Linked DNA regions of Homo sapiens: region 2 is linked to region 1. Evidence: read pairs that join two places in POLR2A ChIA-PET (ENCODE). Cell type or tissue: OCI-LY7. All regions are shown on one strand. Links, peaks and the distances in the headings refer to the core of each region. The heading gives the core; the rest is flanking DNA.

Region 1 (5,388 bases), core at 220-5,219:
GCCTTCCAGAGTGCTGGGATTACAGCTGTGAGCCACTGTGCCTGGCCCATACTTATTTTTAAATAGGGGATTAAAAATGTCCCAGCATAAAATGCTAAACATGTTTAAAAAATTAACATAAGGATAGTCAAACAAAAACAAATAATGGTTACTTAATCTGATATCGTGTATTCCTTTTTTTTTTTTGGAGACAGAGTCTTACTCTGTTGCTCAGGCTGGAGTGCAATGGCGCAATCTCGGCTCACTGCAACCTCTGCCTCCTGGGTTCAAGCAATTCTCCTGCCTCAGCCTGCTGAGTAGCCGAGATTACAGGTGCACACCGCCAAGCCAGGCCAATTTTTTGTATTTTAGTAGGGATAGGGTTTCACCATGTTGTCCAGGCTGATCTCGAACTCCTGACCTCAGGCAATCCACCTGCCTCAGCCTCCCAAAGTGCTGGGATTACAGGCTGAGCCACCGCGCCTGGCCTCAGTGTGTCCCTTTTTAGTACATACTTAACCTGAAACATTCAGCAAGTTTAATACTTTTGGATGTTTTCTACAAATGTTTAGTAGTAATTGCACTTATTGATAATTATAATATGGAAATTTAAGAAATAAGCATGTTGATAAAAATTATAGTATGCAAAATATTGTTGCTAGCTAAAAACACCTTTCTGTTTAATCAGGAATAAAATGTTTGACTTTTACAGTAGAAGTATTTGCTTTAATGGCAATATTAAGATTTATAAATCCAGCATCTTTTCTGGTTAAGTTGAGAGTTTTGGAATATTCGGAGTTACTTTTTGCCATTGTTTCCCTCAGTCATTGCTGAGGACATTTTTTTGGAAGTATGCCCTCCAACTAAGAAAAGCTGTACCTAAATTAAGTATTGTATTAGTGCCCTCAACTCTGAGGTTTCTAACCTTTCCAGCTATTAAACTGCAGTCGGGAAGGATAAAATTGATATAACAAAGGCATTGTCTGTAAATTATACTAGCCTAAAGACCAGTACTATATACATTTTTAAAGATACTTTCATTGTTTCGTGTGTAGCTTTTATGCCCAAGGAACCCGGTGAGCATAAAATACTAAGCTACGTCCAATTTTTTTCTACAAAGTTGTAATCTAGATGTCATTAGTATTATTTCATACATACTTTTTCTTGAATTTAATACATATTTTTAAGGGTTAAAGCATGTACCACCGGGCCAGGCACAGTGGCTCACACCTGCAATCCCAGCACTTTGGGAGGCTGAGGTGGGTGGATCACCTGAGGTCAGGAGTTCGAGACCAGCCTGGGCAACATGGTGAAACCCTGTCCCTACTAAAAATACAAAAATTAGCCAGGCATGGTGGTGGATGCCTGTAATCCCAGCTAGTCTGGAGGCTGAGGCAGGAGAATCGCTTGAACCCAGGAGGCGGAGGTTGCAGTGAGCTAAGATTGTCCCATTGCACTCCAGTCTGGGTAACAAGAGTGAAACTCCGTCTAAAAAGAGAAAAAAAAAAAAAGCATGTACCACATACTTACTTTGGCCATTTTCTCTTTTTTTTTTGTTCTTTTCTGTAGCTTTTCTGCAATTAGATAAAAAAGGACCACAAAAACATCACTTTGATCAGCCTTCAGTAGCACCCGGGAAAAACTACTCTTTCACAAGAGAAGAGGTGAGACAGATCGATCGGGAAAATCAGAGGCTTTTGAAAGAACTGTCAAGACAGGCGGAAAAGCCGGGAAGCAAAAGTACAATTCCTAGATCGGCTGATCATCCCCCAAAGTTATATCACAGTGCTCTCAACAGACAGAAGGAACAACAAAGGATTGAGAGAGAAAACTTGGTAAGTAACTGAAATAATTAGTCATCAAAGAAAATGTGTTTGCACTGATTTGTATGTCCAGCTTACAGGAAACCTAAATACAGCCAAATATTCAAACTTCATTACATAAAAGCAGGTGCGGTATGTGTGGTATGAAACATATGATGTGCTGTAAGTCCGGAGGATACGATATGTATTTTTATCCAGGAAACTATATATTAAGAGACCACTGGCCAGATGCAGTGGGTCACGCATATAATTCTAGCACTCTGGGAGGCCGAGGTGGGCAGATCGCTTGAGGCAAGGAGTTTGAGACCAGATTGCACAATCTGGCAAAACCCCAGCTCTACCAAAAATGCAGAAATTAACTGGGCATGGTGGGCATGGTGGCACACACCCGTGGTCCCAGATACTTGGAAAGCTGAGGTGGGAGGAGCATCTGAACCCGGGAGGCGGAGGTTACAGGGAGCCGAGATTCTACCACTGGACTCCAGCCTGGGCAACAGAACCAGACTCCACCTCAAAAAAAGAAAAGAGAAGAAAAAAGAGAGAGAGAGAGAGAGAGAGAAGGAGACCATTAAAGGAAAATACTGAAAGCTCCATTATTTATTTGCCTAGATCAGTTAAATCACTACAGTAGAACAGGAAATGGTATCCAAGTGTTTCTTCTGTGAAGTATTCAGTCACTAGTGAAATCTCTTTTACTTTATTGTGTCCTGGAAAGCTAAAATAAATTGTACATCACTTATTTTAAAGGATCAGTATATCTCGAATAGGCCAAATTGCTAATCTGCTACTTAAATGTATGAAACATTGATTGTTACAAATCATATAGTTTGATATTATAAGAAAATAAATATGGGAACTGTTGAAAATCTTCACATTTAAAACTATTATAGCATATTTTCTTCATAAGATTTAGTTCATAATAATTGCTGATATTTACTGAGCTTTTACTAAACACTAGGCATTGTTCTGAGTATCTTCCAAATATTAACTTATTGAATCCTGACAACAATTCTCTGAAGTAGATAACTATTTTTATCCACATCTCACGATGAAAAAACTGAGGGTTAGACAGGTTAAATATTTAGCACAGAGCTACTGAGTATGCTGCTGAGCCAAGATTTTAAACCTGGGTAGTCTCTTAAACTAGAATTAGACCCTTAATGAACACGTAAACTCAGAGCTAAAATAATTTAGAAAGCTATTAAAATTATTAAGACCATTTTCAAAATTAACCCTCCTTATGTGTCATTACCAGTGTTTTCCTGTGTAACCATATACTTACCTAAACTTGTAACAACTCTTTTGTACATTTCTTTATTATCATACTAACCCCAAGAGTTGGGAAGCTAGGATTACTATTTATAAAAAATAGTAGTCTTGAACCCTTCAAGAGGATTACCCTGCATGTGGCAAGGAACAGATAACTAAGCTAGGTGAAATGAGGTCGGTGGGAGCTGAGATAGATGATAGCTTTCCACACATCACCTTCGCAGTATTCAAGATTTGTTCATGTTTCGTGGAAATTTGAAATTCCCGTATGTCAAAAACATATGGGATTACTTCCTTTGTTTTCACTCTCACACCTGGCTCTGGGCCGATCGCATTTAATAAGAAATTACATTGTGCATACTATTTTACAAGTGTTAGGCATTAAGTCCTGATAGCAATCTTATAGTTATTGTAGTTACAGAAGAGTAAAAGAGACACTGAGTGGGGCACAGGGACTTACTCAAGGTCACACGGCTAGCAGGTGTCAGAGCCCAGGTGCAAATCCAGGTTGCCTAGCTTTGGGGTTACCTTTTTTTTTAACCAGCTTTATTGAGATATAATTCACATACCATTACCCATTTAACGTGTACACATTCAATGGTTTTGGTATATTATTAAGTTGTAGTAATGTATATATAACTTAAAATTTGCCATTTTAACAGTTTTTAAGTGTCTAATTCAGTGGCATTAAGCATATCCACAGTGTTGTACAACTGTCACTACCATCTATTTCTAAAACGTTTTCATCACTTCATACAGATGCTGTGCTTATTAAACAACTCTCCTTTCCCCACCCCTATCCTCTAAGGGCATCTAGTCTGCTTTCTGTCTCTATGAATTCGGCTATTCTAAATATTTCATATGAGTAGAACTGTACAATATTTGTCCTTTTGTATCTGGTTTATTTCACTTAAAATGTTTTCATGTTTCATCTATGTTGTAGCATGTATCAGAACCTAATTCCTTTTTATGGCTGAATACTATTCCATTGTAGGTGTAGACCTAAGCTATAGTGAATAATACTGAAGTGAATATTGGCAACTATCTGTTCATGTCCCTGCTTTTAGTTCCTTAAGGCCACATAGAGTAGAATTCCTGGGTCATATGGTAATTTTGTGTTTAGCTTTTTAAGGAACCTGGGTTTACTTTTTTTTTTTTTTTTTTTTAAGAGACGGAGTCTGGCTCGTCACCAGGCTGGAGTGCAGTGACGTGATCTCGGCTCACTGTAACCTCTGCCTCCCAGGTTCAAGCGATTCTCCTGCCTCAGCCTCCTGAGTAGCTGGGACTGCAGGCGCCTGCTACCATGCCTGGCTAATTTTTTGTATTTTTAGTAGAGATGGGGTTTCACCGTGTTAGCCAGGATGGTCTCGATCTCCTGACCACATGATCCTCCCTCCTCTGCCTCCCAAAGTGCTGGGATTACAGGCGTGAGCCACTGTGCCCGTTGACTTTGATTATTTTTCTATTTAAAAAATCCTATTAGTCCAGGCCTGGTGACTCATGCCTGTAATATAAATCTAATTATTTATATTGGAGCCTGTTTGACAGTCTTAAATACTACCTTCCTGACCAGAAGTATGGTCTTAACCATACTGCAAGCCTTCTCATACTCAACCTTAAAAAGAGCCACATTTGCTCTTTGAGTGTGAGCCAATGCTTTTTTTTTTTTTTTTTTTTTGTAGAGATGGGATCTCACTTTGTTGCCCAGGCTGGTCTCAGACTCCTGACCTCAGGCAATCCTTCTGCCTTAGCCTCCTAAAGTGCTGGGATTACAGGTGTGAGCCACTGCACCCAGGCTGATAGACTTTTTAATCTGTTTGCTAGACTGTTAATATTCAAAGTACACATGCATATGTTCAGCACACAGAGACACACTTTTGTAGTTATTTCAGTGTCAGATATACTGCAAAACAGAATTCATTCCTTTATATTTTTGATGATTTATATCCTTTCATTTGCTCTCTCTCCAGTGACAGAGAACAATTCAGCTGGCTAACAGACATGATAACTAAAGCATTTCTGTTCCAGAACTCTTACATCAGTGTGTTAGCAATTCAGAGGCTATTTAGATGGAAATAATCCCAGACAAAGAAGTAGTGTTGTGCAGAAAAGGTAGAGAAGGAAGGCAACGATTGTATAAAACTGACTTCTGTGCTCTAGAGTTAAAAGCATACTGTTCATCTGTCCTGATGAGGTTCAAGATCATCATTATTTGTTTCAATAGGTAGATATTATCCTTCCTCTCATTAAACATTGCATCCAAACAAAAATTAAGGGAATAAAAATTATTCTAGCTTATTAGCCTAGCTTATTAGCA
Region 2 (5,388 bases), core at 172-5,171, 91 kb before region 1:
GACAAACAAAAACCAACACAATGTTCTACTCTGTAATTTGAAACACATCTTCTCCTTCTGATGTCCTTCCAGTGCTTTTCTAAGGTAGTCATCTGAGCAGCTAAGCAGGTACTCCCGACATCTGAAGAGCTTTCAGTCTATTATAGCCTCATTACAGCTGACTCTTGAAAAACATAGGTTTGAACTGCATGAGTCCACTTACACAGGATTTTGTTCTGCCTCTGCCACCTGAGACAGTAAGACAAACCCCTCCTCATTCTCTTCCTCCTCAGCATACTTCCATGTGAAGAGATGAGGATGAAGACCTTTATGATGATCTACTTCCACTTACTGCATAGTAAATATATTTTCTCTTTCTGGTTTTCATAATATTTTCTTTTCTCCAGCTTACTTTATTGTAAGAATACAGTATATAACACATATAACACACAAGATACGTGCTAATCAACTGTTTATGTTATTAGTAAGGCTTTGGTCAACAGTAAGGTATTTAGTAGTTAAGTATTTGGAGAGTCAATTTTTTTTTTTTTTTTAGAAGGAGTCTCACTCTGTCACCCAGGCTGGAGTGCAGTGGTGTGATCTCAGCTCACTGCAACCTCCACCTCCCAGGTTCAAGTGATTCTCATACCTCAGCCTCCTGAGTAGCTGGGACTACAGGCATGTGCCACCACACCCAGCTGATTTTTGTATTTTTAGTAGAGATGCGGTTTCACCATGTTGGCCGCGCTGGTCTTGAACTCCTGACCTCAAGTGATCCGCCCACCTCAGCCTCCCAAAGTGCTGGGATTACAGCACTTTTGAGCCACTGTGCTTGGCCCAAGTCAAATGTTATATGTGATTTTTGACTGGGGGTGGGGGCGGTGGGGAGCGTGGGTGCCCCAAATTGTTCGAGTCAACTGTATTTGAAAAACCTAATACTTTAAAAAAATTCATTCTAATTACACTGCTAAGGAGACGCTGGATAAATTTAGCTGTCACTAAATAGTAAGATTTATAGACTTGTTTTATTTCTGCTTCCCTGACAACTACTTTTTTTTTTTTTTAACCTAACTAGGCAGGGGATGATAATCAGTAGCTGTTGCTGTGCTATAATTGAAGACCAAATACCTTAGTTGCTTCAAGAACTCCACATCAGAGTTGCTGTTAATGAGCTTGATGAAGTCCTCGTAAGAGGGGGCATAGGTGTAGGCTCTCTTGTGATGCTCATTCATTTGCTCTCTGTACGCCAGCTGGGCAAGCAGCATTTGGTTAATGTAATCTGGATTACTCAGTAACTCCACTACCGGCTTCAAGACTACAGGAAGAAGAAGAAATAGCCACTGAGAAAGGTATTCTTCTTTAAGGGAACTGTTTATGTATCACATAACTGAGACTACATTTGGGAAACATTTTTCAAGTAGTCAAACAGGGGAATATCTATATAATACAATAAACAATTCAAAAATGTACACACATGCACACATACAGCTGCCTATCCCTCCAAATATGTTATCATCCATGGCTATAATCAAGTTGTCATTTTAATAAATAAGTGAAATGTAAAAGAATCATGAAGGGAAGTCATTTGGAACTCAAGTTGCTAACAAATCTATCAAAATTAAGGCCGGGCGTGGTGGCTCACACCTGTAATCCCAGCACTTTGGGAGGCTGAGACAGGTGGATCACTTGAGGTCAGGAGTTTGAGACCAGCCTGGCTAACATGGTGAAACCCCAATCTCTACCAAAAACACAAAAATTAGCCATGCATGGTGGCACATGTCTGTAATCCTAGCTACTCGGGAGACTGAGGCAGGAGAATTGCTTGAACCCGGGAGGCAGAGGTTGCAGTGAGCCGAGATCTCGCCACTGCACTCCAGCCTTGGCGACAGAGTGAGACTCCATCTCAAAAAACAAAAAACCACAAAATTACAACAACCAAAAAAACACTGATTTTTTTCTTTTACTTATTTTATAAGGCTCAATACGTTTTGACAAGCTTAGTCTGCCAAAGGATGAAAGTCAACATTCTCCCCAACTGGTTAAAACAGACCTCAGAGAGGAAGTTAAAAAGTCAATGACACTATTACAAAGCCATCCTTGTAACTTGAGATTAGAAACTTCCTCTCTTCTCTGTGGTTGGTTATAATAGCTGATGGGCACAGCTGGCTTATCCTGAGATAGTAAATGAGATAATCACTGCATCTCAAATGCAATGCTATTTGTCTGAGACTGAGATAGGGAAAGTTTCTCTTATCCTGACTAAGCATTTCCCTGGATATAGTTAACTTTTTTCTAGTAATCACATTATATTGTGGTACAGTTCCTTTTTACATATTCCAAGTTCACAAAATTATGTACAGTCATGCGCCACATAATGACATTTTGGTCAACAACAGACTGACTATATGACAGTGGCCCCCATAAGATTATAATGAAGCTGAAAATTTTCTACCATTTAATGAGGTCAAGCTAGTGTAAAGAAACCTATTGCACTGTCAATAGTATAAAAATACAGCACATACAATTATGTACAGTGCATACTTGATAATGATGATAAATGTTATTACAAAAGAGTCAAAAAGTTTAAAAAAATTAAAAGTTCATAAAGTAAAAAAAGTTATAGTAAGCTAAGGTTAATTTATTGAAGAAAATAAAATTTTAAATAAATGTAGTGTAGCCTAAGCGTACACTGTTTATGAAGTCTGCAGTGGTGCACAGTCATGTCCTAGGCCTTCACAGTCACTCCCCACTCACTCAGAGCAACATCCAGTCCTGCAAGCTCCATTCATGGTAAGTGTCCTATATAGGTGTACTGTTGTTTATCTTTTATACCATATTTTTACTGTACCTTTTCTATACTTAGATACACAAATATCATTGTGTTACTATTGCCTACAGTATTCAGTACAGTAATATGGTATAAGGTTTATAGTCTAGGAGCAATAGGTTACACCATATTGCCCACATGTGTAGTGGGCTATCCCATGTAGGTGTGTAAGTACACTCTATGATATTTGCACAATGACATTGTCTAATGACACATTTCTTCGGACACATCCCTGTTGTTAAGCAATGCATTACTGTATACGCATTATCAACAAATCATATAGCAAAGATATTTTAAGTAAATATGCTAATCAGAATTTGACTGTGGTCAGGGATGGTTGCTCACACCTGTAATCTCAGCACTTTGGGAGGCCTAAGTGGGAGGATCACTTGAACCCAGGAGTTCAAGACTTGCCTGGGCAACATAGTAAGACCCCCATCTCTATTTAAAGAAAAAAAAAAGAATTTGAACACACACACACACGTAATATATAAACATACATACTATGGATATTATATAGATATTATACACACATACACATACTTTCATTAATGTATATATTATTGGCCTAGATAACTCAAAAGCTATCCCAAATGAATGCTTCCCTGTGAAGAGCATAAAAACTTGTTTTCTATGTCAAAACATGCAACTTAATGGACTGTGCATTTGGCGATATGTCATATTAAAAATTTAAGTTTATCCTGAATGGCCAAATAGTTTTAGAGACATATAAACAAGATTTTGAAAATACTTCAAATCCCATATGTTCAACAGTAAACAAGGTCTGCATGTAGCACATTAGTTTGCACACTTATTGAATTAGTGAAATCAACTGTATAAGTCTACCTTTTGTTGTGAGAATTTCTGCAAGCATTATACGTAAGCTGAGAGACTGCACATCCTTTGAGGGGAGGAGACAAAACACCAGAACCCGAGAACACGTTTGTAGAAATCTTACTTCATCATCTGAGTTCCTCAAGCATGCGTGCAACACAAAAGGTCTTGGCTGTTCTTCATGTCTAAATAAAGAGAGTGAAAAAGAAGGAAAGAAGTTTCTAGAAACAATTCAATTATGTACTATTAGGTAAAAAATATTTCAAATGAGAAACACATTGGTTATAGTAACTGCCATCTCCTAAATAATCAAATTTCCTCAACCATCAACTCATCTGGAAAACTTTTGCTAGAATAAATGCAAATGCATGGCCTTTTTTGGATTTCAAATGAAATCATAACAACGAACTTCAGTAGCATCAAAGGGTCTATATAACTCCAAAATCACAGCAACAATCTAAAAAGGTACGAGTATTTATTTAGTAATTTTTAAGTCTTCTAGATGTTTTCTTAAATATGACCTGCAGCTTCATTTTTCAAAAAAACCTAACAAAGCATAAACCAGGGTTGCCAGCCTGCTTTCTGACTGGGAGATAATAGGATAAAAAGTCTACAGGTATTTCTAGTGAGCTAGAGGGTCTATAAACTCGACGTTATCTAATTTGATGGCAAATTGCCTTCTGTGAGGCTCCAAAGTATTTTTCAACCAGTCTTGACAACCTTGGTTGTGCACTTCCCTGTACTGACTCCATCCCAGGAACATTAATTTGGAGGATCTGAGTGAAGAGGACTGGAAAACAGAACTTTCTATACTTCCCTTCCCATAGTATCTTGATAGTGATTCAAGAAAGCCTGGGATGCTGCGTTTTCTAATATGTTCTAGATGAGGAGGCAAAGTATAAGAGATTTTTACAGTAACTAGTAGCTAACAATGAGAAAAAACATGAAGCAGAGGGAGAGAAACATACTAGGTACTGCACAGGAAATGAAACTAGTGCATATTAGTACCTTTAGGACCCATGCCTCTCAGGTGTTAACTGAAATTTATTTTGCACTGGAGACTGAAACTAGTTTCTAGAGTGTATAACGCTAGAAAAGAAAGGTTTCCTCTGTCTTGTACAACCTGAAGGAATTCTATCCTAATGTGTAAAGCCAGCAACATGAAAGGAAATTTTTAGAATAAGCCTTTATGCATATACTGATACGCTGACTTTTTAAAAATGGCATCTTCAATTATTTTAAACTCTAGCTTTGCTGCCAGCTAGGTTGATATTTCAATATAGTAAGATTAAGATGCTACTCCTTTATCATGTCAAGCACTTTTAAAGGTAATTCTTTTTTTAAATATATATTTAGCTAATAAGCACTGGAGGAAGTTGGAAAAAAAAACCACTTTTACAAGAGAAGCTTATTTAAACAATATCAAAATCTCTCTCAAACGGTACACAGTCCCTTCTCCGTTAACAGTGGAAGGCAGATAATAAAGGAGCCTGGTACTCAGACTGCCACAAGTTCCTCTCCCTCCTACAGCTAAGTTAGGGAAAATACTTCTGACTGAGCCAAAGGCCAGAGGGCTGGCCAAAGCAGCTTGATCTATGGAAGAAGGAATGGCAGATCTCTCCCTGGAATCCTTCCACTAACTCCAAGCAGGATATTCCTATGATGTCCTCTAGAAAGTGGACATCAAGTATTGCTTTAAAGCCAAGAAAGCACCACGAGGGGTGGGGCTGCTTCTGTGGCAGGAGGCA

What was found. ChIA-PET counts read pairs that join two places held together with the same protein. Peaks named below come from ENCODE experiments on the same cell type or tissue, not always from the same donor. Only the 100,000 strongest peaks of a DNase experiment are listed, where the experiment ranks them.
Region 2: POLR2A ChIA-PET joins it to region 1 with 5 read pairs; 4 of 35 experiments call an interaction of 5 or more read pairs at or near these places.

The regions. Positions count from the first base shown.
Region 1 is chr4:185,172,212-185,177,599 of GRCh38, reverse strand. It overlaps CFAP97 (cilia and flagella associated protein 97), which reads left to right. Exons shown (of 5, transcript NM_020827.3): 3 at 1,549-1,814. Among named protein-coding and RNA genes, the nearest start is that of CFAP97, 29 kb to the left of the region's middle. In OCI-LY7, for the core only: no CTCF peak of the experiment used is centred there; no DNase peak of the experiment used is centred there; H3K4me3 peaks cover 130 bases; H3K27ac peaks cover 356 bases.
Region 2 is chr4:185,262,875-185,268,262 of GRCh38, reverse strand. SNX25 (sorting nexin 25) reads right to left here. Exons shown (of 19, transcript NM_001378034.2): 4 at 3,653-3,825; 5 at 1,108-1,294. Among named protein-coding and RNA genes, the nearest start is that of SNX25, 56 kb to the right of the region's middle. RefSeq lists an enhancer at 1,884-2,385. In OCI-LY7, for the core only: no CTCF peak of the experiment used is centred there; DNase peaks (open chromatin) are centred at 2,072 and 4,652; H3K4me3 peaks cover 2,322 bases; H3K27ac peaks cover 3,639 bases.